Linked DNA regions of Homo sapiens: regions 1 and 3 are each linked to region 2. A link is an interaction called in ENCODE POLR2A ChIA-PET data of the cell type or tissue named here. Cell type or tissue: PC-9. All regions are shown on one strand. Each heading gives the region's core, and the rest is flanking DNA. Links, peaks and the distances in the headings are about the cores only. Region 1 holds the start of SNORA14A (small nucleolar RNA, H/ACA box 14A). Region 2 overlaps LOC124901681 (a long non-coding RNA gene). Region 3 overlaps PHTF2 (putative homeodomain transcription factor 2).

Region 1 (10,271 bases), core at 2,450-7,449, 1.6 Mb after region 2:
TCTCTTGCCTCAGCCTCCAGGGTACCTGGGACTACGGGTGCCCGCCACGACACCTGGCTAATTTTGTATTTTTAGTAGAGACGGGGTTTCACCATGTCAGCCAGGCTGGTCTCGAACTCCTGACCTCAGGTGATCTGCCTGCTTCGGCTTCCCAAAGTGCTGGGATTACAGGCGTGAGCCACTGTGCCTGGCCTCAACTTGGCTTTTTTGATATGACTTTTTTTTTTTCGGGGGGGGGGGGGGCCGGGGGACAGAGCCTCGCTCTGTCACCCAGGCTGGAGTGCAGTGGTGCGATCTCGGCTCACTGCAACCTCTGCCTCCCGGATTCAAGCAATTCTCCTGCCTCAGTCTCCTGAGCAGCTGGGATTACAGGCATGTGCCACCACACCCGGCTAATTTTCTGTATTTTTAGTAGAGATGGAGTTTCACCATGTTGGTCAGGCTGGTCTCAAACTCCTGACCTCGTGATCCTGCCTCGGCCTCCCAAAGTGCTGGGATGACAGGCGTGAGCCACTGCACCTGGCCAGCTTTTTTGATATGACATTAAAGGACAAAGTGAATTCTGTTGTCCCCAGAGAAAACTATTTATATTTAATCTTATAAACACATTTAATATTTACTTAATGCTAGTCATATCAGGATCTCTGTCAAGCTTATGAGCCACCTGTCACATTTTCATAGAACCAGACAGAGAGGCATTTAGGATCTGCTCTGACAGATTCTGGAAGGACTTGTCCCACAGAGTCATGAGGCAGCAGACAGTCAGGGCCCCACTGGAACCAGTCAGGAGTGCCATGGTGACACAGGAGCTCCCCTAGCTGTCTAGCTGTTATCCATCACAAGGCAGCAGCCAAGAAACTCGCGCTCCCTGTCCCTCACCCTCCTCCCTTCTAACTCCCCAAGTGACCGGTCCCCTCATTTTCCAGAAGAGATCTAATGCCCATGATGTGAAGTCCTTCTCAACGCAGACTCAAGCTGATTGCATAACTCATGGCAGTTTCTATTAATAAATCGACGACGCTGGGAGTGAGGTTAGCGGTACATCTGCACCTACGTAATCACCGCAAGAGAATTCTGATGGACGGGCCATTCCCCACACAGCAGACAGGGGGATGCTTTAAAAAGTAAGTCAGATCGTCCGGGCACGGTGGCCCATGCCTGTAATCCCAGCACTTTGGGAGGCCAAGGCGGGTGGATCACGAGGTCAGGAGATCGAGACCATCCTGGCTAACACAGTGAAACCCCGTCTCTACTTAAAAAAAAAAAATACAAGAAATTAGCCAGGCGTGGTGGCAGGCACCTGTAGTCCCAGAAACAGGAGGAGGGAGGTGAGGTGGGAGAATGGTGTGAACCCGGAAGGCAGAGCTTGCAGTGAGCTGACATTGTGCCACTGCACTCCAGCCTGGGCGACAGAGCGAGATTCCATCTCAAAAAAAAAAAAAAGTAAGTCAGGTCATGTCCCCTCCCTGATCAAAACCCTGAGATGGGCTGGGCACGGTGGCTCACACCTGTAATCCCAGCACTTTGGGAGGCCGAGGCAGGTGGATCACCTGAGGTCAGGCGTTTGAGACCAGCCTGGCCAACATGGTGAAACCCTGTCTCTACTAAAAATACAAAAATCAGCCGGATGCAGTGGCGCATGCCTGTAATCCCAGCTACTCAGGAGGCTGAGGCTGGAGAATCATTTGAACCCAGGAAGCGGAGGTTGCAGTGAGCTGAGATCACACCACTGCACTCCAGACTCCAGCCTGGAGTGCTGGAGAACAGAGTGAGACTCCATCTCAAACAACAACAACAACAACAACAAACCCTGAGATGTCTTCACATCATACTTCGTACAAAAACCTAAAGTGGCCAGGCACAGTGGCTCACGCCTGTAATCCCATCACTTTGGGAGGCCGAGGCGGGTGGATCACGAGGTCAGGAGTTCAAGACCAGCCTGGCCAACACAGCGAAACTCCATCTCTACTAAAAATACAGAAATTAGCCAGGCATGGTGACGCGTGCCTGTAGTCCCAGCTACTTGGGGAGGCTGAGGCAGGAGAATCGCTTGAACCTGGGAGGCAGAGGTTGTAGTGAGCTGAGATCACGCCACTGCACTCCAGCCTGGGTGACAGAGTGAGACTCCGTCTCAAAAACAACAACAACAACAACAACAACAACAACAAAGCCCTGAAGTCCTTACACAGCTCATAAGGCCCATACGATCCGGCCCTCAGAACCCACTCCCACCACCCACATTTCTTACTACGCTCCCCTTCCTCACACCTTGCAGGTCACGCTGGCCTCCTTCTGTTTCAGGGACTTTGCACATGGCCATCTCATTATTTGCAAAATTCACTCCCTCATTTAAGTTTCTGCTCAGATGTCACCATCTCAGAGAAACTTTGCCTGAGAACAGAATCTACAACTGCCCCCTGGCCACAATCCCCACCCTCTGACCCCTCACAACTGAGCTTATCCCCACCTCACATTATATTATACATTACCCCACCACTGGCTCTCTCCCTGACTAGAGGGTCACCCCACAAGGGCAGGGACTTGGCTTAGTTCACAGACTGGCATATAATGAGCATTTATGTCGATTTGTTGAATAAATAAACATGTGAATAGAAGGCAAGAACCTTCCGATTTTCGGGTACCTGGATTGGCAGTGCTTGGCATACAGACTATGGAATGCCTTTATAATCTGAAAACCACACTGCAACTCCATCAGGACAGTCTGTGAGGCTGACTCTATTCCCTCCTCTTCATGCTGCCTGTCTCTAACACCTGCACTCACAGCTTCTTTCAGCCTCTTCCCGGAGTTCACAGTCAGGACCACACAGTCTCACGCCTGTAAGGAAACTAACACGCAAAACGAAGGAAACGAACAGGAGCTGCTCCTTGAGGCTGTGACTGACTTCCTGCAGCCAACAGGGGTGGGGCTTGGCCCTGAGTGCCCCCCAGCCCCGACCAGCACACTGGGCACTCCCAGCGCTCAGCCTGGAGGCTCCACAGAACAAGAATGTTCCCAGCAGCTTTGACTCTGAAATATCAAACTACTTCTGAGAGAAGACAGGTGCGGTGGGAAGGACCCAGCCATCACTTTATCCAAGGCCCTGAGCTACAGATGAGGCCACACGGGGTAAGCACCTCACTCGGGCAAAACGAGAAACAGGCCCAGCTTCCCACCGGGCTGTGCTCACCGCCCTCTACTTAGGACATGGGTCTCTCTCTCACTCGGTGTGAGCTCCTTGAGGGAAGAACAGCATCTCAGGCACCTCTGTGTCTGGCATGCGGTGCGAAAGGAAGGCCTCTCAAGGAGGTTAAGCTTGGAGGAATCCCAGGATCCAAGCAGTGTGCCTGGGGGCTGAGGCCACAAATGAGCCCCTGGGTTAAGAAACTTAACCGTTTTCCCCTTGACGCGCACACAGACACACACCCATCTCTCCAGCCCCACCCTGAGCCACTCTCCAGCTTGCACCTCTGCGGTCCTGCCCCAGAGCCTGACAGGTGTCTGAGATGCTCCTCCTCTCGAAGCTTCGTACTCATTCTTCAGACCTCAGCTCCACCATCCCCTCCCCAGCACACACTTCCTTGGCGCAGAATCCAGGGCGCAATAACTACTCAAGGGAATGAAGGGAATCGGTGAATGCATTATGACACGTGCAACACAAAATGTGCAGAAATCAAAAACATTTAAGCGCAAAGATTTAAAACACACATTGGGGCCGGCCGTGGTGGCTAACGCCTGTAATCACAGCACTTTGGGAGGCTGAGGCAGGCATATCACTTGAGGTCAGGAGTTTGAGGCCAGCCTGGCCAACATGGTGAAACCCCGTCTCTACTAAAAATACAAAAATTAGCTGGGCGTGGTGCTGCGAGCAGGTCATGGTGGCAGACACCTGTAATCCCAGCTATTTGGGAGGCTGAGGCAGGAGAATCGCTTGAACCCGGGAGGCGGAGGTTGCAGTGAGCCAAGATCGTGCCACTTGCACTCCAGCCTGGGCAACAGAGCAAGACTGTCTCAATCAATCAATCAATTAACAAATAAAACACACATTGGGCTTCCAGTGTACCTGTCTGGACAGATCCCAAATGTCCTTCGTTTGTGGAGTCCCTGGTATCTCAGCAAATTTTTAATGGTATCCGTAGGCCAAAAAAAAATGCCTAACAGTTCCACGTATAGTTAGGTCTGAACAACCACTGCAAACCCAGCTTCGCAAAGATGTAAAATCCTAAGAAGGAATGCAGCAAGGATCTCACGTTGGAACCGTGAACTGTCCCAAGCTAGCACTTCGCATGGAGTTCAACAGACTTGAGCGTCCGCCGCATTGAGAATGATCACTTGTGAGTTTGCTGCAGTGCCCTGGCACAGTTTGGGAGCCACCTCTGCTATGCCAAATACTCTGATGGGAAAACTCTGGCGGTCTTGACTGACAACTCTCTTCCGGGTCAGGCAGTCCCTACAATCGCTCCGAGGAGGTTCTGGAAGCCTGTGTGAGCCTTCTGCCCTGAAAGAGTCTTTAATCTCTGAGTTTCTTCTTTATACCTTCAGCAAAAGGAACAAGAGACAAGGCAGAGCTCATGGGGCCAAACACAGTATCAATCCAAACAGCAAACAAGAACTAGACCAGGCTCTTGCCACAGCCCCGCCACACCAGCTGGCTGGGACCCCAGACACACCCCTTACCAACAGAAGGCTTTCATGTTCTCATCTGTAAAATTAGGTACAGAGCTGGGTGCAGTGGCTCATGCCTTTAATCTCAGCACTTTGGGAGGCCAAGGCGGGCAGATTACTTGAGCTCAGGAGTTTGAGACCAACCTGGGTAACATGGCAAAACCCCACTTCTACCACAAAATACAAAAGTTAGCCAGGTGTGACGGTGCGCACCTGTAGTCCCAGCTATGTGGCAGGCCGAGGTAGGAGGATCACCTGAGCCCAGGAGGTTGAGGTTGCGGTGAGCCATAATCACACCACTACACTGTAGTCTAGGCAACAGAGTGAGGTCCTGTCTCAAGAAAAAATTAGGCACAGAAAAAGGCACATGTCAGAATACCAGCCAACTAGATCTCCCCAACTCTAAATAGAGCAGACCTGACTTTTATTATAAATTAGGTCTCTACATGTTTTCATTATTATAAAATACAACATACAGAGAAGGGTAAAAACTATGCATGTATAGCTTGACCACGATTCCCTGTCAATTTCGGTAGCTGGCTGGTTCCCACCAAGGTAGCAATCAAGGGCAACAGCTCCAGTCCCTCCCACACACCACTGAGCAAGATGGACAAATAAATCAGGGAGCACACAGGCTGGGGGGCACTGGCAGGAGCCTCACCAGCTTCTGAAAGGGAGAATGACGCAAGAACACAAGGGCTCTCTGAGGCCAACCATTTGCAACACTGGAACAGGTTATCTTCCAGGAAGTATTTGCAGTTTTGCATTTACTGTTTGCAACTTCTGGTCCGTAAAAAAGATTGAGCAACCAACTCAGCACTGATATTGGGGTGAGTCAGACACCCCAATCAAAGCAGTAACAAGAAAGGAAAGAATAAAACTTGTAATTTAGTCAACCCTTTAGCTGTCACTGTCATGTCAGGGCCACCTAGACAAGGCTCTGGCACCAGGGGCTGCACCTTCTGGCTGCAGGGGGAGCGGGGTCATTCAGGTTCACAAGCCCCTCTGCCAAGGTTTAGTGGCTTCAAGATGAGGGAAAACCCTCATGGAACCATACCCTACTGTTGCCTGACAGCGCAACCCACAGGGACTGAGAGGTACTCGGGGAACACTACACTCTCCAAGGTGACCTGTTAAAAAGCAGTGTCCAAGAGTGACTCAGACAGATCGCTCCACAGCCACAATAGCCAGAGTACCCAGGAAGTTTATTATCTGTACTGAGATGTTGGTGCAGATTTCTTTGTGTTTACCTTCTGTGGGGTTCACTCAGTTTCTTGAATCTGTAGATTTATGTCTTTTGCAAAATATAGCAACTTTTCTTTTCTTTTCTTTTTTGTTTTAGGAGACAAGGTCTTGCTCTATCACCCAGGCTGGAGGCATAGTGGTGCAATCACTGTTCACTGAAGCCTCAACTTTCTGGGCTTGAGGGATCCTCCGGGCTCAAGGGATCCTCCTGCCTCAGGCCTCCTGAGTAGGTGGGACTACAGGTGTGCCTCACCACACCTGGCTAATTTTTGTATTTTTAGTAGAGACAGGGTTTTGCCACATTGCCCAGTCTGGTAATGAACTCCTGAGATTCTGCCCACCTCTGTCTCCCAAAGTGCTGGGATTATAGGAGTGAGCCACCGTGCCCGGCCGCCATTATTTTTTAAATAACTTTTCAGCCTCACTCTCTTTCTCTTCTTCTCCTGGGACTTGGGTGACATGAAAGTCAGATCTTTTGTTATTAGTCCCACAAAATCCTGAGGCTCTGTTCATTTGTTTTGTTTTGGTTTTCAGTCTATTTTCTGTTGTTTAGGTTAGGTGATTTCTACTGCTCTAACTTCAAGTTCATGGATTCTCTCTTCTGTCTCCTCCATTTTGCTGTGGAGTCATCCATTCAGTTTCCTATTTTGACTATTGTATATTTCGGTTCTAAGACATCTGTTTCATTCTTCTCTATATCTTAATTCCAACATCTGTGTCATCCTGATGCTGGTGTCTGTTGACTCTCTTTTCTCATTCAAGTTGAGAGTTTTGTGGTTCTTGGTATAGTGATTGATTTTTATTGTATTCTGGGCATTCTGGGTACTTTAAGATCCTGAATCTTATTTAAGCCTATTTTATTTTTGAGACAGAGTCTGTCTCTATTGCCCAGGCTGGAGTGCAATTGTGTGATCTCAGTGCACTGCAATCTCTGCCTCCCAGGTTCAACTGATTCTCATGCCTCAGCCACCAGAGTAGCTGTGATTACAGGCGTGTGCCACCACGCCTGGCTAATTTATTTTTTTGTATTTTTAGTAAAGACAGGGTCTCACCATGTTGCTGGGGCTGGTCTCAAACTCCTGGCCTCAAGTGATCCACCCACCTTGGCCTCCCAAAGTGTTGGGATTACAGGTGTAAGCCATTGCACCCAGCCTTTTTTGATTTTATTAAATATTGTCTGTCACCTGCTTATAGGGAAGGAAGGTATCAGTTCATTGCTGTCAGGCGAGATTCAGTCTCCCTCCTGGGCCTCTGCTGACAAACCCTAGCTTGGAGAGGGAAGACAGCACATGATCTCCACTGACACATGGGGTGGGGCTCCCTGGTTCCGCCAGGTGGTGATGAAGTCCTGACTCACACTGGGCCTCCTCTAATGTCACTCCCAAGGAGAGCACGTTTCCTTGCTTCCTTGAAGAGTCGAGGTTTCCTTGGCTATTTTTTTTTTAAGTTGATAATTCTCCCTTTTGCAAATTTCCCTTAAAAGATGTTGCAGGTATGAAATAAGACTGAGCCACAGGAGACGCGCAGCCCTTTGGACTTTCCTGCAATTTCTATAGCATTCGCTCATATCTTGGAAGCATTTACAGGGAAGCCACCAAGAGGGTTTAAGAATGCAATTCCTTGGCTCTTGATGAATCTAAAGACGTTACCAATACTTTTCAGTTGTTGTTTACTTGGGGAGTCAATACCAAGTTTGAAGAATTAGCATGAAACAACTACAAATAAGAGCATTTTCAAAGAAGTTGAGAAAAGTTTAGTACAATCTGAAATGGAATCCACTAAGATGTGTTATAATGAATGTGGGGGGCAGAAAAAGGCTTAGTTGGAGCCTATGGTTGTTCACTATATTATTCACCAGCAGATATTATGCAAAAAATTTGAATCTATTATATGTGATCGAACAAGGGAATGTCAACAGTATCTGCTCTCATGGACTTAACCTAAGTTGGTCTTAAGGATTTTTGTCAAAAATAGAAGCTGAATATCCTAACTGGCCTACCATACAGCAGTTCAGCAGCTTAGCAGTGGTAAAGTCTGGTGTGACTATTTTGAGCTCAGAGTGAATATTAAATCTTTTCTGAACAAGAATAACTGAAAAGTACTGCCCTCTTAGTCTAAAAATAAAAATAAAAAATAAAAAAAGAGAGGGCCGGGCACGGTGGCTCATGCCTGTAAACCCAGCATTTTGGGAAGCCGAGGCAGGCGGATCACAAGGTGAGGAGATCGAGACCATCCTGGCTAACACGGTGAAACCCCATCTCTACTAAAAATACAAAAAATTAGCTGGGTGTGGTGCCACGTGCCTGTAGTCCCAGCTACTCAGGAGGCTGAGGCAGAAGAAACACTTGAACCTGGGAGGTGGAGGTTGTAATGAGCCGAGATCATGCCACTGCACTCCAGCCTGGGTGACAGAGCAAGACTCCATCTCAATAAAAAAAAAAAAAGAAAAAGAAAAAAGAAAGAACTGCCCTCAACCACTATTACCAAATACTAAATCGCTTTGGAAATTAGCTTTTGCTGCAGACTTGATGTTTCTTAATGAGGCCAATCTAAAATTATAAGGCAAAACAGCAGTTATATGCAAAACTTATATTGCGGTAAAGTCATTTCAATGAAATTAACATTGTATGAATCACAAGTAATGTCAACCTGCGCCATACAATTCCTAGACTGTCAAGGTTAGAACAAGTGAAAAACCTTTGCACATTTTTTTGAGCTCAAACCTTGAGCTCAAAAAAAACAAAAACTTTGAGCTGCTAGTTCTAGCCCTAGCAGCGTTTTTCAGATCTTGATCTAAGTATGAAGGAAATTCCCATATTTTAAAATCCATTTAACTGTACAATTGAGCAGCTCTCATCTAACCTTCAATTGGAAGTGGCTGATCTGCAATGCAATAATGCAAAAAGGCAAATATCAAGAGGGGAATCTAAAAAAAAAAATCTATAAATGCTGTCTTCCAATGATTAAAATGCCCCATCAAAATTTATGCTCCCTGACCAATATAACTTGGCAGTACCTATTTGTGTGAAAAGATATTTTCAAAGATGTCACCTATACAATCTCATTACAGATGAGCACTGACACGGGGATATTTGCAACAGATTTTGATGTTTGGGAACACTAATTCAGAACCCCAATGAAACAAAATTGTTTTCTGTTTTTTGTTTTTTTGAGACTGGGTCTTGCTTTGTCACCCAGACTGCAGTGCAGTGGCACAATCGCAGCTCACTCCAGCCTCAGCCTTCTGGGCTCAAGTGATCCTCCCACCTCAGTCTCCACAGTAGTTGGGACTACAGGTGTATACTACCCACCATGCCCAGCTAACTTTTTAAATATTTTTTTGTAGAGACAGGGGTTAGCCATGTTGCCCAGGCTGGTCTCAAACTCCTGGACTCAAGCGATCCTCCCACCTCAGCCTCCAAGAGTGCTGGGATTAGAGGCGTGAGTCATGGCACCTGGCCCAAAATTGTTATCCCTACAAAAATCATTCCATTCTTCTTATTAACAAACCTGTATTAAAAACTTGCACTCAACTGTTATTAGTTATTACTCGAATTTCTTTTAAAAATATATATTTCAAATTATAGAGACAGGGTCTGGCTAAGTTGCCCAGGCTGGTCTCAAACACCTGGGCTCAAGCAATTCTCCCGCCTTGGCCTCCCAAAGTGCTGGGATTACAGGTGTGAACCACCGCAACCAGCCTTATTTGAATTTCATCAACAAAAAACATGGAAACTTGTTGCCTCTCATTATATATAACATCCTAGATTTTACTTCTTGGCATGCAAAGCCTAAAAAATATTTATTACCTGGCCTCTGACAAGAAATAAGTTATTAGCGCCTACTCTAGATAACTGAAGTGCACCTAGTTACCGGAGCTCTGTACTGACTGGGCAGTACAGATGCCGGAGGCTCTGGTTGTGGGAGTCTGAACGGGTTACTTGACCTCCCAGGACTCAGGTTTCTTCTCCACAAAGCAATATGGAGCTGGTCACCAAGGATCATCCTCAGCTCTAAAATTCTACACAGCTAGAGAAATACTTCCGGAATACGTGAACCATGTCCATGCTGTCTCGAGTCCACGCACGGTTCCTTTTGTAGACTACTCGGCCATCGTGTCATTGTACAACATACTTAGGGCCTAAAGAGGCAGGAGAGGTTGCTTGCACACAGAGGGAACCCAGGCTGTGGGATCTCAGGTTCCTGCATCTTTTTGGTCTGTTTGCTTGTTTTGAGAGACACAGTCTCACTCTGTTACCCAGGGTGGAAAGCAGTAGCATAGTTCACTGCACCCTCATACTCCTGGCCTCAAGCCATCCTCCCACCTTAGCCTCCCAAGTAGCTGAGACTATAGGTATGCACC
Region 2 (10,320 bases), core at 1,828-6,827:
AGAAAAAAGAAAAAAATGCACTTCAAGTTATGCCCTTCCAAATTTTTTCCTATGCATTTATATATGTGTGTGCATGCAAAGAGATACAGTTTTGCTCTGTATTTCAAAAATTCACTTAGAGGAATAGTTTAATTTCTAAGGTAAACTTTATTTGAAAAAAGGGCCCGCAGTATTTTACTTTAACCAGATACTGAGACTGAGTTTCACGGGATGTGAGGAAATGCCAGAATCAGGGCTTGATCATGCTTATTGTAGATGGCCCTTTCCCCTCAGAAATGGGAGAGAAATTCGACTGTAGGAAGAGAAATGGAAGGATGATCAGAAGTGCCTCTGCTTTTGATGGTTCAAAAGAATGTACCAACCAGACAATGATCGGTAAAGAAGATATGCTGAACAAGTTGTGTAACAGTCTAGTACGGTTTGGTATAGTGTTGGGTAAGAAGTGTTACTTGTTTAAGGTATTGAGTCCCATTTTGGCTGGTGTTTTTAGTCTTTTTTAAAATGTTTCGTCTTATTGGCAAGCTTCTCTCTCTTTCTTGCAACACTTGAGAGTTTCTTGAGTTCTCAGCGGCTACCTTTGGCATCTACTGCTAGGTTTGGGAAAATTTATGTAAACTATCTCCAAGGATTTCAATTCTTTTTTTTCTTTTTTTTTCTTTTTTGAGATGGAGTCTTCCTTAGTCGCACAGGCTGGAGTGCAGTGGCGCGATCTCGGCTCACTGCAACCTGAGCCTCCTGGTTCAAGTGATTCTCCTGCCTCAGCCTCCCAGTAGCTGGGCTTACAGGTGCCTGCCACCACGCCCGGCTAATTTTTTTGAATTTTTAGTAGAGATGGGGTTTCACAACGTTGGCCAGGCTAGTCTCGAACCCCTGACCTCAAATGATTAACCCACCTCGGCCTCCCAAAGTGCTGGGATTACAGGCGTGAACCACCAAGCCCCGCCAGGATTTCAGTTCTTTGGAAAGGCTTAGCAGTGCTTTCCTTGGTACCTTGCTAGCTTTTTCTTCTTCTTCTTCTTCTTCTTCTTTTTTTTTTTTTTTTTGAGACAAAGTCTCACTCTGTCGCCCAGGCTGGAGTGCAGTGGCGTGATCTCGGCTCACTGCAAGCTCCACCTCCCGGGTTCCATGCCATTCTCCTGCCTCAGCCTCCCGAGTAGCTTGGACTACAGGCGCCCGCCCCCATGCCTGACTAATTTTTTTGTATTTTTAGTAGAGACAGGGTTTCACCATGTTAGCCAGGATGGTCTCGATCTCCTGACCTCGTGATCCACCCACCTCGGCCTCTCAAAGTGGCTTTTTCTTCTTTTCAATACATTTAGGTCTTGTTTCAATCTACATATGGCTTTTTAACATATCAACATATGAGGGTTTATGCTGTGTGTGTCAGATACAAAAATGTTATAGAGATGGCTCCTACTCCTAAGGAATGAATATCTTAGTTCAGGAGACAGGAAAAACAATAAACTCTTAGTTACTTTAAGTTAATAAATGTGAAAGAGTGATACAGATAATAAGTGATTTAACAGTTCTGAGGAGAGAGAATTGTGGACCGGGCTGTCAGCATGGGGTGGTCACAGAGGTAGACCTTAAAGGGTAAGTTAAATTAGGTTTGAACAGGAAGTAGAACGCCCAGGCAAGAGAAGTGATAAGCATGAAGACAGCAAAGCAGAAGTTTGAAGTAGAACATTTGTATAGATGTGAAAGCTCCAAAGTAGACTAGGCTCTGGAGAATGTTGATACTGTAGGCATGGGAGCCACAAGAGGTTTCTGAGGATAGAAGCAAAATTATGGAAATGAGGAAAATAGTAATCTGGTACTTTTCTGATAAATTGTGAATGAGAGAGAAGGGAATGAGAGATATTAGGAGCCAATACATGAAACAACAAAAATAAAAGTAAGAAGTGGCCGGGCACGGTGGCTCACGCATGTAATCCCAGCACTTTGGGAGGCCAAGGCGGGCAGATCACGAGGTCAGGAGATCGAGACCATCCTGGCTAACACGGTGAAACCCCGTCTCTACTTAAAAAAAAAAAATACGAATAATTAGCCGGGCGTGGTGGCTGGAGCCTGTAGTCCCAGCTACTCCGGAGGCTGAGGCAGGAGAATGGCGTGAACCCAGGAGGCAGAGCTTGCAGTGAGCTGAGATCACGCCACTGCACTCCAGCCTGAGTGACAGAGCAAGACTCCGTCTCAAAAAAAATAAAATAAAAAGTAAGAAATGCAGGCTGGGTGCCCTGGCTCACGCCTGTAATCCCAACACTTTGGGAGGCCAAGGCGGGCAGATCACTTGAGGTCAGGAGTTCGAGACCAGCCTGGCCAACACGATGAAACCCTGTCTCTACTAAAAATACAAAAATTACCCAGGCGTGGTGATGTGTGCCTGTAATCCCAGCTAGTCGGGAGGCTGAGGCAGGAGGATTGCTTAAGCCCCGGAGTTCCAAGCTGGAGTGAGCCATGATTGTACCGCTGCACTCTAGCTTGGGCAACAGAGCAAGACCCTGTCTCAGAAAAAAAAGCTGGGTGGAAGGAGGCAGATCTTGTTTGGGAGATTTTTAAAAATGGCACATGGTAGGTCCAGCTTTAGAAAGCTCACCTACCTATACTATAGTCTCAGGGAAATTTACTGCTCTGCCTATCCTCTGTCACAGCCACGTGTTTGGGCAGTTGAGAAGTTAATCAGCCCATACAGACTGGCCAGCAACCTATGTCCTGGTATAAGAAGATGGTCTGGGCCAATCAGTTCTCACTCTTAGGAATCTGAATTTGGAAACCTAGAAAGAGTAAGTCATTATGCAGCAAGGGCAGAAGCTGAATGTATGCCATGGGGTAGAATTAGCGATTTGAAGCCTTGAGAGAGAGTAGAAAGTATAAAGAATCTGATTAGGAAGAGAACATTAGGATGCACTCAGTGGCTCACGCCTGTAAGCCCAGCATTTCGGGAGGCTGAGGCGAGCACATCACTTGAGGCCAGGAGTTCGAGACCAGCCTGGCCAACATGGCGAAACCCCGTATCTATAAAGTAAAATAAAATAAACTTTTAAAGGAAAGAAAAGAACATTAAGCAGACATGCAGCAATATGTGGGTATGTCACAACATAACCCATATGGCCATGGGGGAGATGGGGAGAATCTCCAGAGTAACCTGACTTCCGATAAACTTTTAGGAGAGGTTCAGTTGACATTTATTCCATAAGTAAATTTTGCTTTTCTTGAAACAGAATAGGGCAGTAATAAAGAGCGTGGGCTCTGAAGTCAGAGAAATGAAGGTTCAAAAACCTGTTCCATTTCTTGTTCAGGGTAAGTCACTTAAGCTGTCTAAGCATCAGTTTCCTCTTTTAGGAAAGCCACCTGGTGCTGGCTTAATGAGATAATGTTTCAGCAGTGGTGTACTATATACTTACTCATAGAAAACACAAAATAGGCCAGGCGCAACGGCTCACACCTGCAATCCCAGCACTGTGGGAGGCTGAGACAGGAGAATTGCTTGAGCCCAGGAGTTTGAGAACAGCCTAGGCAACACAGTGAGACCCAGTCTCTACAAAAAAAATTTTTAAATTACCCAGGCGTGGTGGTGCATACCTGTAGTCCCAGCTACTTGGGAGGCTGAGGTGGGAGGATTGCTTGAACCTCGGAGGTTGAGGTTGAGGCTGCAGTGAACTCTGATGCCACTGAATTCCACCCTAGGCAACAAAGCAAGACTCTGTCTCAAAAAGAAAAGAAAAACAAAACACAAAATAATAACTGGTTAAAGACCGTTAATGATTTCTGGGTCTTGTGCTTTTTTACCTCCTTCCTCATCTCTTTAGGCCCTTTTCCTACTCACTAGCTACATCACTCTGGGTAAATACAGGAGGAATGAGAAGAAAGCTAAATTTCATTTTTAAAAAAATCTCTCTTCTTACTACTTTTGTGAAGGTCTGAGTGGGAAGGAATTTAAAACTAATAATCCAAAAGAGGTTTCAGGATGATCTACTTGTTTCATGTTCATATTACCTTTTTTTTCCCTTAGCTCAGGTAAAATTAATGCTTTAAATGTGTGGAAATTTTAACTTTTGGGGTGTTTTCACATCTATACTCATACAAGCTACCTTTGTTATGGCTTTCACAGCATTTTATAGCTCTTTGTGAGTTCTGTTCTTTTTTTTTTTTTTACAACCCTGGGAAGTAATTTCATATCATTTTCTTCATTAATAGATAAAAGCTAAATGAAGCACAGTGAGTGAACATGATTAGCTTACTTGTGGAAAACAAATGTCAGACACATGGCCAAAGCTTACAGGTCCTGAGTTTCCAGATTGTTGCATAAACCACTGAGTCACAATGATTCTATACCTGGTGTGATTTAAGTGAAACTGCAGGTGAAGGTTGAAATCATTCCTGAGAGTCTCCCACAATGGCATTTCTAATATTAACCTGTCATTTCATTCTGCATTCCTCAGTCCTCTCCATACTCTGAAACTATATTTAAGATAGACTTTTGGGTGGGAGGTTATGAGAGAGTGAATGAGAAGCTAGGGAAATTCTTGTTTATCCTGGTATCCTATTTATTCCTTCTTTCTAGCCATAGTCACAGCAAATGTTGACCATTTTTTAATCTGAGTTTTTTGTTGAAATGTGTCATCTAATAAATAGGAAACTGGCAGTAAGGGAGCATAACTTTTTAGTTTCCTACGGTAACATAAAATTTTCAGAAGACACATAAAAATGAAGAGAAGTTTGGAAGGGATGAAATCTCTCTAATATTCAATGTGTATTTCAAAGCTTAATATGTCAGAGCTTTTTCATATATCACATCCTGTTTATCCTTATAACTCTACCCTTAAGTAGGTAGGTCAGGTATTATTTTATATATATATATATATATATTTTTTTTTTTTTTTTTTTGAGAAGGAGTCTCTCTTTGTCCCCAGGCTGGAGTACAGTAGTATAATCTTGGCTCACTGTAACCTCCACCTCCAGGGTTCAAGTGATTCTCCTGCCTCAGCCTCCCAAGTAGCTGGGATTATAGGTGTGCACTGCCATGCCTGGCTAATTTTTTTTTCTTTTCTTTTTTTGGTAGAGACGGGGTTTCAGCATGTTGGCCAGGCTGGTCTCTAACTCCTGACCTTAGGTGATCCACCTGCCTCAACTTCCCGAAGTGTTGGGATTACAGGCATGAGCCACCGCACCCGACCCTATATTCTTTATATATGCATTAGAATACTAGTAAGGATAATAATGCATAACTTTAGAGAAATTAAATTATTTGCCCAAGATCACATAGATGGCAGAACTAGAACTAAAACCCAGATAATTCTCCACTCAATGAAAACTTAAGAGTGTTACACAACAAAGGCTACATACAGTAATAATTAATGCTAACTGCAAGAGAATACAGTCATTAAATCCACCCTGTTCTCTGACCTTTCTATCTCATACTTCTTATGCTGTTTCATTTAACATTCAAAGAAAAATTAAAATTTTATAAATAACTTCAAAGTCAAATACTACCTGACCATCTAATTAGTCGTTTTTCAACATGATGACATTTGGTTTCTGTATTCAAGAATGGATCATTAACAAGGCTTATGAAATATAATTGTGCCATATAAAATTCATTCACTTTATTGATTGAGGTCAGGCCAAACTATCAGCAAAACAAAACAAGCAAAAAATCCCTTTTCTTCAGTGACCACTAATAATTTTAGATTAAAAAAAATGTGCTTCCACTTATTTGAGGTATCTAAAGTAGTTAAACTCATAGAAACAAAATAGAATGGTGGTTACCAGGGGTTGGGGGCAGAAGGGAAAAGGGGAGTTTAATGGGCATAGATTTTCAGATTTGCAAGATAAAAACGTTCTGGAGATCTGTTTCACAACAATGTGAATCAATACAGGTATACTTAATACTAGTAAACTATACACTTAAAAATGGTTAAGATGGCAAATGTATGTGTTTTTCACCACAATATAAATAAATAAAATATATAGTTTGAGATGATAAAAAATGGTTAGTGGTGATGGTTGCACAACAATGTGAATGTACTTAATGTTACTGAGCTATACACTTAAAAATGGTTAAAATGATAAATTTTATGTTAGATATATTGTACTGCAGTTAAAAAAGTATATTTAAAGTTCCATGATTTTATATTTTTATCATATTCACTATTCTGTGAAAATCTTGCACTTCATGTTTCTGTGTTGGCAACTAGAAAGCAGAGATTTCTTTCAACTCTGTTATTTAGCCTATAGTCAAACAAATAATTGGTGTCGTTAGCAGCTATACAAGTCTAAACTAAAATCTATAGAGGGAAATTTCATTTCCAAGAATTGCTGTAATATTATGCAAAAATCTTCTAATGCCCATAGAATTCTAGAAGGCACCTAATGTGCATATTATATGTCATCATTTGATGGTTACCTTACCTTGTCAGTGAATATCACATTTCTTTTATTTATTTATTTATTTTGAGATGGAGTCTCACTCTGTCACCCAGGCTGGAGTGCAGTGGCATGATCTCGGCTCACTGCAAGCTCTGCCTCCCGGGTTCACGCCATTCTCCTGCCTCAGCCTCCCGAGTAGCTGGGACTACAGGCGCCTGCCGATTTTTTAGTTATATTCAAGTTCATTCAGTAGTTGAAACTTTGGTTTTTGTTTTGTTTTAAGACAGGGTCTCTCACTCTGTCACCCAGGTTGGAATGCAGTGACACAGTCATGGCTCACTGCAGCCTTGACCTCTGGGACTCAAGTGATCCACCCACCTCAGCCTCCCGAGTATCCAAGACCACAGGCACACGCCACCACACCCAGCTAATTTTTGTATTTTTTGTAGAGAGTTTCGCCACGTTGCCTAGGCTGGCTTCAAACTCCTGAGCTCAAGCAATCTGCCTGCCTTGGCCTCCCAAAGTGCTGAGATGACAGGCATGAGCCACTGCACCTGGCTCAGTAGTTGAAAATTTGTTAAAAGGTATTTACTGTTAATAGCTAGTTACGATTAGTCTTAGTTTTCAATTAGCAAGCATTTTATGGTTTTAAAATTGTTTTTAATTTCCATTTAATATGCTCTACCAGTTACTTTTTAAAAGTATACTTTTAAAATAGTTTATTTTAAACTTTAGGGCATATCCTTTTTTTTTTTTTTTTCAAAGAAATTAACTATGTAATTTATCAAGGCAATCATCAACTGCCCTTTCCTTGTCAATTTTTAAATAGTTCCATTATTTCAAAATTCTGGTGAAATATTTATTTATATCTTTCTTCAGTAGTAAGTTGTCTCCTAGAGATATTTCATTTCTTTTTCTAGCTGAATGTTTGGTATTTAATATTTCTTCAGTAGATTTCAATTTGCTATCTTTCTGTAGTTCTCACTGAGTGATCTTTCTGTTGTGTTACATGAATACTATTTTTAAGTATATTCATAATATTTCACAAATCCAGTATCATGTGTCATACAGATGAGTCTAGGCAGTGGTTTTATTTCTAATGAGCAATTTGTGAGACATACTATTAATCATGCAATACCTTTAACAGTTGAACTTTTTAATTGTGGGTTTGTGTGTGCGAGGGAGATATTTATGATTTCTACTAAAGCCCTCAAAGCTGCTCAGACAGCCCTTTTGTCCATTTTTGGTCAGCTCCCATGGCTTTATCACTCGCTTCAAGCCCTACACCCTGCTTCTTCATTCTTAGAAAAATGGAGTTATCAAGTTTTAACTCAGTTTCTCCTTTCCAAGTGAAATTGGGAAATCACAAATTTACCCCTATAACTTACTCATTTCTCTCCACTATTAGGATTCTGTTGACCCTCTCTACCCTTTTATGTCTCTTCCTACTCTTGCTGTACAAATATCTCCTCTCCTTTATTGTCAGTCTTTTCCCCTTCAGTGACTCTCCTTATCCTACAAAATGCTCAAGACTCCCACAAACTACTGCCCATCTCATGCAACCCACAACAGTCTGACTACTGGCACATATCTCCTAAAGGACTTCCTACTTGCCAAATCTCATGACCTCTTAGTGTACATCCTTCTTAACCCTTGTGCAGCATTTGACCCTTTTCAGTGAATACCATTCCTTCTTGAAATTCTCCCTTTCCTTAGTTTGTTTTAATTGAAGTGAAATTTATATAATATGTAATTAATCATTTTAAAGTTAACAATTCAGTGGCATTTAGTACATTCACAATATTGTGCAACTACCACATCTATCTAGTTCTAAGACATTTTCGTGTCCCCAAAAGAAAGCCCTATTCCCATTAAACAGTTACTCCCTACTCCTTCCTCCCCTAACATCCTGGCAATCACCAATCTGCATTCTGTCTATATGGATTTACCTATTCTGTATATTTCATATAAAAATGGAATCATATATAATAGTATGTGGCCTCTTGTGTCTGGCTTCTTTCACTTGCATAATGTTTTGTTTCAAATCTTAATATTTTCATATTTGCCTCAGATTTTCAGTAAGAAAACAGTATGGATAGAGTTGAGATGCCTATAGAGTCCTTCCTTTCTCTCCCCAGAAATAACCATTATCTTGTATTTAGAATTTTTATTGTTCCAGTGCATGTATAACTTTATGCTGAGTAGTATCTTGCCTTTAAAAAAATTCTGGTAAAATCACATAACAAAATTTACTATCTTAACCATTTTTAAGTGTTCATTAGTGTTAAATATATTTGCATTGTTGTGCAACAGATCTCCAGAAACTTTTCATCTTGCAAAACTGAATATGTATACTCATTAAACAATGTTCCTTGATTTCCCTGTCCTTCTAGCTCCCAGTAACTACCATTCTACTTTGTTTCTATGAATATAACTATTTTAGATACCTCATACAGGTGGGCTCACATTTATTTGTCTTTTTGTGACTGGCTAATTTCATTTAGTGTAATGTCTTGAAGGTTCATCCATGTTATAGCGTATGAAAGGATTTTCTGCCTTTTTAAAGCTGAATAATATTGCATTATAAGTATATACTACATTTTGTTTATTCTTTCATCCATTGATGGACTTTTGGGCAGTGTTCACTTTTGAGGAGTTGTGAATAGTGTTCCTATGATCATGGTTTTCTGTGGAGAACCAAACTGTTTTCTACAGAAGCTGCATTTTACATTCTCACCAGAAATTGTACAAGGGTTCTAATTTATTCTCATCCTTGCCAACACTTGTTATTTTCCTTTAAAAAATTTTTGGCCATCCTACTGGGTACGAAGTGGTACCTCATTATGGTTTTGATATGCATTTTCCTAATGATTAATGATGTTGAGCATCTTTTGATGTGCTTCTTGGCTATTTGTATATCTTTGGAGGAATGTCTACTCAGCCCTTTGCCTATTTCTCTCTTTCTTTCCTCCTGTAACACTTTATACATTTAACACAATATTTTAGTCCTTACATTGCCTTATACTGGTTTGTTTATATATCTAGGTTATGAGCTCCTTAATGTAGAGATCTATCCCTGTAGCTAATAAATCTCTCCCAAGTTCATAGTAAAAGTCTGGTACATAGTAATACTCAAAAAATACTAAATCTCAGAACTTGCATTTAATTTTTTTTTTTTTTTTTTTTTTTGAGACAGGGTCATACTCTGCCAGCCAGGCTGGAGTGCAGTAATGCGATCTTGGCTCACCTCAGCCTCAACCTCCCAAGCTCAGGCAATCCTCCAGCCTCAACCTCCCAAGTAGTTGAGACTATAGGCACATGCCACCAAGCCCAGCTAATTTTTTGTGTATTTTTGTAGAGACAGGGTTTCATCATGTTGCCCAGGCTGGCCTCGAACTCCTAGGCTCAAGTAATCCAACTGCCTCAGCCTCCCAAAGTGCTGGGATTACAAGTGTGAGCCACTGTGCCTGGCCACAATTTCTACATATATTTTCAGTGAACAAAATAGCTAAAGTAAAATACACTAATTATAAAAAAAAAAAGAAAAAGAAAAACTTTTAAAGAATGTGAAGGCCAGGCATGGTGGCTCACGCCTGTAATTTCAGCACTTTGGGAGGCTGAGGCATGCGGATCGCTTGAGTCTAGGAGTTCGAGACCAGCCTGGGCAACATGGTGAAACCCCATATCTACAAAAAATTAGCTGGGCTTGGTGGCATGCGCCCATAGTCCAGCTACTTGGGAGGCTGCGGTAGGAGGATCGCCTGAGCCTGGGGAGGTTGAGTCTGTGGTGAGCCTTGATCACGCCACTGCACTCCAGCCTGGGCAACAGAGTGAGACCCTGTCTCAAAACAACAACAACAACAACAACAACAAAACAAAACTTTTTGTTATGGAAAATGTCAAATGTGTAAAAGTAAAGAGAATCGTAAAATGAACACCCTTTGATAATTATCG
Region 3 (10,320 bases), core at 2,023-7,022, 430 kb before region 2:
GACAAAGTTTAGGGGAGCTTAACAGAATTTCTACATCTTTCTATAGAAGGTTTAATGCATAATTCAATGATCTAATTAGCTGAGGTGGTCTTTCTTTCTCTTAAAAGGTATATTTAATATTCCACACTGAAGATGTAACAGTCATGGGGGTGTTTTGCTCCACCTGGTCTGATTTAGGTATAGGACAATAAAAGAGGCAGTTAACCTATAACGAAGATTAGGGACTAGAAGAGGCAGAAGTCTGGTCTCTGGTCTTTCCTAGTCATTTACAGAACAAGAACAATAAGGAAGAAAGTTAATCTATAATCTAAGAAGCAGAAGGGGCAAATATGCTACGTTACTCTGTCTCTAGGACTTAACTTCCCCTGGGCATAGTAAGTTTGGAGGGTCCTTAAATTTTATTTTCTTTTACACATTCTACAAAATTTTGTATCTTAAGCCAATAATTCTCAGGGTGGTGACAAATGGTTAAGTGGAACAAATTTTACAAGTCACTTGGGGAATACTTTCTTGAAAGTGTATCTGTACCACCTCTCTGAAATTATATATATACACAGGTCTCTGCCCCCAGTCGCTGGCACAGAGCTCCTAAAGCTCTTGTAATTTCCTGAATGACAAGGGTGCTAGGAGAATCTTTTCTTCTAATATTTGGTCTTTGACTCTAGTTCCTGTCACGCAGTTCCTAATAGCTTTGTAAATTCCAGGTAATAGGAATGTCTTTTACTGCAAGGAGGCAAATCTTGGTGGGCTCCTAAATGAGCGCCAGTCACCAGAAGAACCAAACCATGATTATAAACTTGGAACTTTCAGTTCCACCTTCCCTCCAGAGAGGCTGGAAGTGGAGTTTATTAATCATGCCTATGTGATTTGAAGTCTCCATAAAAATCCCTCAACCATGGGATTTGGAGGGTTTCTGGGTTGCACAACACATGGAGCCTCCTGGAGTGTGGCACACTCTGGACAGGGCATGAAAGCTCCACACTCTTTCGCCCATACCTTGCCTATGCATCTCCTCCATCATCTGTATCCTTTATAATAAACCTGTAAAAGTTAAATGTTTCTCTAGCAAATTAACTGAACCCAAGAAGAGGGTCGTAGGAACCCTGATGGGGAGGCAGATCACAACCTGGGTCTTGTGCCTGGCATCTGAAGTGGGGGCAGTCTGGTGGGAATGAGCCCTCAACCTGTGGGATCTGACATTCTTTTGGGTGTAGTGTTAGAGCTGAGTTAAATTCTAAAACACCCAGTTGGTGTCTGCCAGAGAATCTGGTATCAGAAGTGTTATGCTGAATGGTGTGAGAGTAGAAAAAAACACTTGGGTTTTTCCCATCCCTAATGGCCTTTTAGATTCCCCAGGCAGTAAGTACTTTGGGGAGCCAGTGCTACTGTTAAGCATTTGTGGTGTCTTTTTGTATAGGCTTGGCAGAAAAAAAGTTGAGAATTATGTTCTAAGTGATACAGCAAACAATTAAGAAGTGCCAGTCATATTGCTATTTTGAAGTATGAAGGGAGATTCATTAAAAGAGCCATTTGTAAGCTTAAAGTAAGTTTGAAAGTGCACTTGAATTAATAGTCCTAGATTAATTTAAGCCCAGTGAACACTTGGACCAATCAGATAACAGAAATATTAGAATGTTTAACCATCCTACTGTTGATCATAATCTCTCATGCTAAATTCATGTGGCAAAATCATTTGTTTAAAAACACCACTATCGGCTGGGCACAGTGGCTCACGCCTATAAGCCCAGCACTTTGGGAGGCCGAGGCAGGCAGATCATGAGATCAGGAGTTTGAGACCAGTCTGGCCAACATAGAGAAACCCCATCTCTACTAAAAACACAAAAAATTAGCAGGGCGTGGTGGTGGGCGCCTGTAATCCCAGCTACTCAGGAGGCTGAGGCAGGAGAATGGTGTGAACCTGGGAGGCAGAGGTTGCAGTAAGCCAAGATTGTGCCATTGCACTCCAGCCCAGGTGACAGTGTGAGACTCCGTCTCAAAACAAACAAACAAACCAAAAAAACCACTATCTTTTCACAATGAGCTTTAATATTTCAGGCCACAGCCAGTTTGCTGTATTCAAAAACAAAGAAGCAAACAAACATTAATGATATAATATCATTTTGGTGATGAAAAACCTGTGTATTATTCTTTCATGTTCTAAGAATCATAACAAAATCTAAAATGTTGGAAAGTTATAAAAAATTTATTTTCACTCCCCCCAAATCTAACTAAATTTTATGTTAAGTAAACACAAAATTACCATAGAAATGTATATGACCTGAAAATTAAAAAAAAAAACACCGTCAGTCACAGAATGTTTTATTTTAAACTTACTGTAAAACTTTCAAATACAACACATGTGGCAAAGAAACAACAGTTCACACACAACATCTGCCACAATTCTCTTTGAACTGCCATTTCTATATTATGTGATATTTTACAATTTCTTTCAATTTCTTACATTCATGGTATTCTTAAAGGCAGCAATGTCAATTTTTCTGCTTTGAAAATAGTTCAGTTAATGTTCTGAAATTGCTTAACATGACATTTTCCTTTTAGTATTCTACTGCTGCCCACACTGACATAATTCAACATATTATTTATAAACTGTTGAGAGGTATACTGTACTTAATAAATCAACTCCCAACTCTAAGTTAACCTCAATCTAAAACAAGCATTTTCTTAAACCAGTATACTCAGCTACTTTTCTCAAAAATATTTCCATTCTGAAATAAGATTTTTTGTGAGATACAATAGTTTCATCTTTTATTCCTAACAGAACTCATGCCGTACTTTTTTTCTCAAAATATATTTGATATATTCTGTGCAAAATGTTAAGTTCTGTATAGGCATGTACCTTATATTGAAAAAGTTTATAAAACATAATTCCTAAAAACAACCTCAACATTAGACAATAGAGGAAGGAAAAACATCAGACAAAGCCTAAGTTTTCACATGAGAAACTAAGTATGTTCTTAAAGCTCCAGTATTACATTCCTTGAAAAAACTCAGAATGCACTTTGGTCATTATTAAACATATTTGAACATAGGCAAATAAAATGAAATGCTTTCTGTTGTTTTTCATAGAAAGAAAAAACATACTACACAATGAGGCTGAATTGAGGCTGATCAAAAGGAATGGTAAGAGCAAAGTGATATGACATGGCTCTGTTCTCCACACATTCCTGATTTTAAGATTATGATTTAGGGATTAGAACTGCACCAATCAAATAAATTATTTACAATTAATCGTCTTAAAGTTCTTAAAATATGGTAAAAATATGAGGATATTCCACATGATACACTTTGCACCAAGAAAATTCTAGATTGTTTCAAATAAATTTTTAGAAACCAGATGCCCAGTTTAAAAAAAATTGCAAAAACTGTTTCATGTTTCATGTAATTTCTAAAATACTCGATTGTACAAATATAACAACTTAAAATCAAGGCCCAATGTAAGACACTATCATATTTGCCCGATTTACCTAACACACCAACATGATAAGTTCTCATTGGACACTTGGCAAATTATTTGTTGGGGAGGTTAAAAGCATCTAAAATAGCCCTTATATAATGGGGGTGGGGTGGGGAGAATGCACCAGATAAGTTTAGAGGATAGAATTTGCAAGCTGAAGCTGTCTTTTCTGAAAATTTGGATACAGTTTTACAACTAGCAATTAGAGAAATATTTTATTGGTTCTTAGCCTTATTCTTCAGTTGTTCATTTCAGTGTGGTATGAATAGCCTACACTAGAGTGTACCATGGGGAGAAAATTATTTACTTGAGTAAACATAATGTACTTTAGTAATATCAGTAGGCACTTCACTTGTGAGATGAGTATATACCTCACTCAAAAGGATACCATATCATGCCCTAGTATACTATAACAGATCCCATATAAAGATACGCATTAAAAGTAACAATTTTAAAAAGTGCACATTTTGAGCATGCACAGTTGGAGCTGTGCAAACAGCCCAGTGTTTCAAATAAATACAAGTATTACTAGTTAATTTTTATCAAAATATCTTACAGTATGGTAACCATTTACAATTATTGCTCTATTACAAGTTTTATCATCAAAGAGCACTTGTTGACCTGTTATATAATACCGTATATATTAATACTGAAGGGTGCTTAAACTGTAACTTAATCAGTTTGGATCCTGGCATTGTTCCAAAATAATTCAAGAGAAACCCTGACTGGATCTTGATTTACCAAAGAAAATGTTTTATGTGTATAGCTGAGTTCAATGCAATATTCCAAAGTTAAAGAATTTTTCCTCAAGTAAGGCAAGTTCACGGCATTGATGGAGAAACGGTGCTGAGCAATGGCTTCTATTTTCACAATTTGTTATTTTGCCAATTATTTATGACCAATTACCAGGATCTCAAGTATCTGGATATCAGTTTCATCACCCTTTCAACAACTAAGTACATCAATGCTTAAAAATAAAAATATAAAGACTAAAATAAATGTAAAAAAAAGTGAACCAGTAAAATAAATATAAGAATTGCACAAGACAGTCTGATGTAAACACTTCAACTCCCTAGCTGAGACTCCTGAAGCAAAGAATCAGTGACAAGCTTTCAGGCAGCTTAGTCAGTACTCTTATTCTGGAAAAGAGGCTACATCTTCTTTTCTTTGAATTGTCATGACTTAATCTTCCATAGCTAGAAAAAAAAAAATAGAAGTGGTGACAAGCCAGTTTTAATATCAAAGCTTAAATTATATCATATAACACCATTTTTAAATTCAAATTTCATTCACAAACAAGTGCAGTTTCTAATATTTTAACTCCTTTATCCTTTTAAGAAGAACTCACCTTAAACACAAACAAAAATGTGAAAATCAGATTTCTATTGCTTTCTCTTGAGAAGTGGCTATATATATATATATATATATATATATATATATACACAGTACTTGTTTAATATGATTATCTTACACCTTCCTAACAGTTAGTTGTGCATATATTGGAAGATGTATGCATTGCTATACAGATAAATAATACAACTTTTGGCCAAAAATAGAAATAAGGCTTTTTTCTTTTTTATCACCTAAATTAAAGCTTTATTAGTAAAAATAAATACTTCTTGCTAGGCGCGGTGGCTCACACCTGCAATCCCAGCACTCTGGGAGGCCAAGGTGGGTGTATCACTTGAGGTCAGGAGTTCGAGACCAGCCTGGCTAACATGGTGAAACACTGTCTCTACTAAAAATACAAAAATTGGCCAGGCGTGGTGGTGCACACCTGTAGTCCCAGCTACTTGGGAGGCTGAGGCAGGAGAAATCCTTGAACCCGGGAGGCAGAGGTTGCAGTGAGCCAAGGTCGCGCAACTGCACACCAGCCTGGGCAACAGAGCAGACTCCATCTCAAAATAAAAAATAAAAAAAACCAAATACTTCTACTTATCCTACACAAGACTTCTATTTATAATAAATACTGTTCCAAGTTAGAAATTCCTGCAGTATTATAAAACATAAATACATATAATTCTTTGAAATTAAATGTGAAATGTTCAATAATTGCAATCTTACCAAAATGACCGCATTACTGTGCATGTGAGGGTAAAATGGGCGCAACAAAAATGCAACAGGAAACTAAGAAATAAAAAGTACTTGCAACCTCTTACCTTTAAATTAAATCCAAGCAAGTCACTGATAACACCAGAAACAGCTGACAGGATAACAACCTGGGTGATGTTATAAAGCAGCGGATTCATTGTAAGCCCATATAATCTAAAAGGACTGTCCAACTCCTAGCAGAAGAGAAAAAAAAGTCAGTCCCAGATTCAAAAAGAATTACTAAGCTAATTCAGAACAATATACAATGAGAATTAAAAAACACTTTCAAAAAAGTTACCAATTATGGATGCTTTTAGAAAGGATAAACTTGGTTAAACTTGAAAGAAGTAAATTTCAATAATAGTTTTAATGGTTTTAAAGGAAAAAGGAACTTCCTTTAAAAGAACTCTGTGACTAAATATGTAACTCCAATTTCTGTCCCTTAAGCTATTATAAAGAGGCTAGAGAACATTTTTTAATATAAGAACTAGACTAGAAACCGAAAGAGAACAATACCTTTCGGTAGAACAATTAGAAATTGGCCAAATTTTCTGACAAGATTATAACATGTAAAAACTCCTCTTTGAGTCAATTCATTTTCAAATACATGTATTAATTAATTGGTTAATTCAAACATTTAAAGTTCTATCATATGCCAAGCCCTGTGCTAGGCTCTGGGAAGTTAAGATTCAGTCCCTGAACTGAAGGACCTTACAGTTTAGTAGACATGCAACAAATAATTAAAATATGAAAGTCCCATTTCAAAGGTACATATAAAAAGCAAATAATGGGGCCATAGAGGAAGGTGCTCCTGAAACTTTGTGGATGGTGGGGAGTAAATATTCTAAAAGACACATGAGAACATGACACATCTGAATTGCTACAGGTTGCTCAGCATTGTTAGGGCCCAAGTACAAGGAAGAAAGATCATTGGGCCAGCAATGTAGAAGAAAGACTAGGGAGCAATGAGATCAGAAGCAAGAATATCTGTAAGGAGTTCAGTGTATCAAAAGCATAAGTGAGAGACAAGGATCTCACATAGGGCCGTACTAATAGAGAAGAGGATGAATTGGAAGATATTTAAAAGACTGAATCAGCGGACTTGAGAATTTCTTGGCTGTAAAGAGAGAGAGAAAGAAGGTACGATCTATGTTAAGTCCCAGATTTCTGACTAGGAGACTATGTATGATCAAAAAGAATCATACTATTATGCTTTGTTATTCTAGTCATTTTTATACTTTGCTCTGAGATTGTGGCTGCTCATTGAGTCTCACCTTTGTAGCCCCTTCCTACACAGTGCCTACACTCTGAAGATAGGCAATATACATGTGTCAAGCAAACACAAAACTATTAATTCAAGATATTTTTTTCCCATTGAGCATTTTGGTCAAAAATGGAGTTTGCCTCTATTATCTTGCTTGTTATTTAAATGTCATCATCTTCCTCAGGATAATTAAAGGGATTTGAAAAAGAAAGCAATCTGTAATTGCTTTTTATTATCCCCCCACCCACTTCTTCTGAACCCTTCAATACTATGTGGTGCATAGTCTATACCCAATTCACACTGTTTAGTTGACTGAAGAATTAACTATAACACTGAAACACAACTAATTTCATACCATTCTCTGAAAACATAAATAACTCTAACAATTATATTCAATTGGTTATAGAAGTTGAAATTTTAAAAAATATTTTCCTTTTAAGAACTAAAAACATAATGAATATTGTAAGCAGTGATAAAAAATGTTTTATTAAATTACCCCCAAAGAGTTACTATGAGATAAAATACATCAAAATTGTATTCCTTTTTGTTATCAAAAATTAAATGTTTATTTATGACACATATTTATTATGATAATTATGTATTATTACTTTTTAAGCTAACTCAGGCCAACCAGAAGACTTCTCTGAGAAATACAAAATAAAAAACTTCCCAAGTAAACAACAAATTTTCTTTTTTGATATCTATTTTAAGGTGTAGGAGGCATACATTTCCAAAGATGCCAACCTCTACAATACTCCAGACATATTATTATTAATATACAATTTCCAAAGAAATTATTTGGATTAGTTCAAGCACTTTTGCAATGAGAAGTAAAATATAAATTGTATGTATGTGCACAAGTATAATTTGGAAACAACTTGGATAATCATGAAAACCACATACAAAGTAATATCTATAAACAAAAAAATAAAATTATGTCAGAACAGCATATTTGACATTATAACCATTTTCAGTTCTATTCTTACCTTTAGCAGTTTAGTAGCCAGTTTTAAAACATTATTCACTAGTGTCAGTTCCTCCTTTTTGTTAGGTTTTTTCTCCATTTTCAAGTAGAGGTTTATCTTTTATAAAAAGAATAGAAATGCTTCAAATTATAATAAATACACATTTTTAAAGGACTTGAAAGATATTCACTCAAGTATCTGGTTATTGAGATTATAGGTGATTTTAATAGTCTTTATACTATATATTCCAAATTTCCTATACTTATTTTATAATAGGAAAATAATAACTGTTTCTCAAACACTTTTGAAATGTAATCAAAAGCCAAAATAAAAAAGACTGGATGGCATTATTTAAAAGGTGAGACACTTTATTATCGGAGCCAAATCAACCTAAAAAATAAATAATAATTAGAATAAACTAAACCAATAGTTTATAATTTTTCTTTCTTTCTTTTTTACTAGAGATGGGGTCTTGCTATGTTGCCCAGGCTGGTATTGAAATCCTGGATTCAAGTGATCCTCTCATCTCAGCCTCCCAAAGTGTTGGGATTATAGGCAGTCACAATGCCTTGTTGTTTTATGATTTATTTGAAAGTCACTCAAAAATATTTGTGTATTTTTATTATCCACTCTATAATAGATAATTTTGGGGTATCCACAGTTCCTTTCTTTGAAAAATGCTCTAACCCCAAGCCAGTGGAAGAAGCAAGCCTAGGCAACTGTGCTTATCCCCATTTGATCTCACCTTTACCCCCAATCTGGCAGCCATCGCTGATTAGGCTGGAATGTACACCCAAACCAAAGCTAGTCAATATACTGACTGGTGAGACTAACATGATATATCTATCAGATATTGTAGGAACATGAACTGAAAAGTTAGTAAAAGTCTAAGCCAGAACTCGTGCTAAGCCAAACCAAAACCGTGTGTAAACCAAAATCATAGGGTAACAAGTCTACAGAAAGGCCACAGAAAGAAAGGTGATTAGAAGGGTGGAAATGAGAAACCATTAGCCTCAGAGCGAGTTGGAGGAAGTGGTTGATTTTGTCCAATTTCATAAGGCTCAAGTATACTTTTTTTTGAGTTGGAGTCTCACTCTGTTGCCTAGGCTGGAGTGCAGTGGCACAATCTCAGCTCACTGCAACCTCCGGGGTTCAAACGATTCTCCTGCCTCAGCCTAACAAGTAGCTGGGATTACAGGCACGCACCACCATACCTGGCTAATTTTTGTATTTTTTGTAGGGATGGGGTTTCACCTTGTTGGCCAGGCTGGTCTTGAACTCCTGACCTCAAGTAATCCACCTGCCTTACCCTCCCAAAGTGCTGAGATTACAGGTATGAGCCACCGTGCCTGGCGGGCTCAAGTATACTTTCTCAGGGATCTTTATCTTTGTGGGTTACTCTCCTGTTTGAGCTCATTTGACAGGTTTATTGATTGTTTAAAATCAAACTATCCCTAACTAAAATATTCATGAGAATAAGTTTCTTTACAAAATTCCTATAAAGTGGCGGGAGGAAAATATTTAACAAATTCATACAAAATAAAATTAACCAATTATACTTTATTCTTTCTACTGAGTAAAAATGTATACTTACTCAAATGCGGCTCTGCTACACTGCAAAGCAAACATGTCCCATTCATAGTTTAAAATACATTAATTTAACAAATGGTACTTCCTTCTTGTCAAATAAAAATGGGACATTAAAAAAGCAGATTGGATTTGAAATATGAGTCAAGGCAGGAACACTGAAGAAAGGCTTGTGTCCTATTAAATTTTACATTTTGCTTTATAGCACAAATGACCTTAATCAAATAGAACACATTCTTGAAAAACATAAAGGAAATGAAAACATTTTAACTTATAGACATTAATTTGTAGCATAATAAGTAGGCACACTCACCTGTTCAGTAAGTAATATTGAGGTATTACTATATTTTTTACTTGTTTCTGATCCAAGGGTAACAAATCTTAGGAGAAAAAGTGTTAACGAGATGCACCAGATTACCAATTCCCAATTGTAGTGACAATCAAGGAAGATCTCGTGTACATGAAGTAGCTAAAAGTATGAAAAAGGTAACATAAAGCAGCAATGTGATTCAAACAATTTCTTTTCAAAAGAAATAAACATAGATTGTTCATAAATTTAGTATTACATTTTAGAAACATTCTACATTAATTATGAAATATTTTAAGCATATCAAAAGTATAGAGTATAAGGTAATTAATATCCATGGGGCCTCTACCCAGTTTTGTCAAATCTTAATATTTTGCAACATCTCTTTCAGATTAAAAAATAATATTACAGATTCAGTTGAAATCACTTTAAACTTTGCCATCTCATTTTTCTTCCCCTTCCCACCCCAGAAGTAATGAATTTTATGTTTATCTTTTCCATAATGGTTTTTATAGTTTAGCTACATATACATCCTTGAACTATATAATTTTTTGTATATTTTAAAATTTATTTTCTAAGCACTTGGGAGTTGGAAAAAAAAAGGAAAAAGTTTATATAAATGTTACATTAT

The links. Peaks named below come from ENCODE experiments on the same cell type or tissue, not always from the same donor. Only the 100,000 strongest peaks of a DNase experiment are listed, where the experiment ranks them.
Region 1: POLR2A ChIA-PET joins it to region 2 with 7 read pairs; 2 of 35 experiments call an interaction of 5 or more read pairs at or near these places.
Region 3: POLR2A ChIA-PET joins it to region 2 with 6 read pairs; 2 of 35 experiments call an interaction of 5 or more read pairs at or near these places.

What each region holds. Positions count from the first base shown.
Region 1 is chr7:75,941,035-75,951,305 of GRCh38, reverse strand. The region is part of intron 1 of POR (cytochrome p450 oxidoreductase); the gene reads right to left. It overlaps SNORA14A (small nucleolar RNA, H/ACA box 14A), which reads right to left and starts at 7,523; the gene lies at 7,390-7,523. In PC-9, for the core only: CTCF peaks have their summits at 5,466 and 5,694; DNase peaks (open chromatin) are centred at 5,405, 5,815 and 7,225; H3K27ac peaks cover 3,079 bases.
Region 2 is chr7:77,522,561-77,532,880 of GRCh38, reverse strand. The region is part of intron 2 of LOC124901681 (a long non-coding RNA gene); the gene reads left to right. Among named protein-coding and RNA genes, the nearest start is that of PTPN12, 9.6 kb to the left of the region's middle. RefSeq lists enhancers at 6,306-6,805, 6,806-7,307. In PC-9, for the core only: no CTCF peak of the experiment used is centred there; a DNase peak (open chromatin) is centred at 4,330; H3K27ac peaks cover 3,831 bases.
Region 3 is chr7:77,949,209-77,959,528 of GRCh38, reverse strand. PHTF2 (putative homeodomain transcription factor 2) reads right to left here. Exons shown (of 19, transcript NM_001395272.1): 16 at 9,696-9,851; 17 at 7,817-7,912; 18 at 5,635-5,760; 19 at 2,304-4,671. The coding sequence ends at 4,651. Among named protein-coding and RNA genes, the nearest start is that of DDX3ILA1, 36 kb to the left of the region's middle. In PC-9, for the core only: no CTCF peak of the experiment used is centred there; no DNase peak of the experiment used is centred there.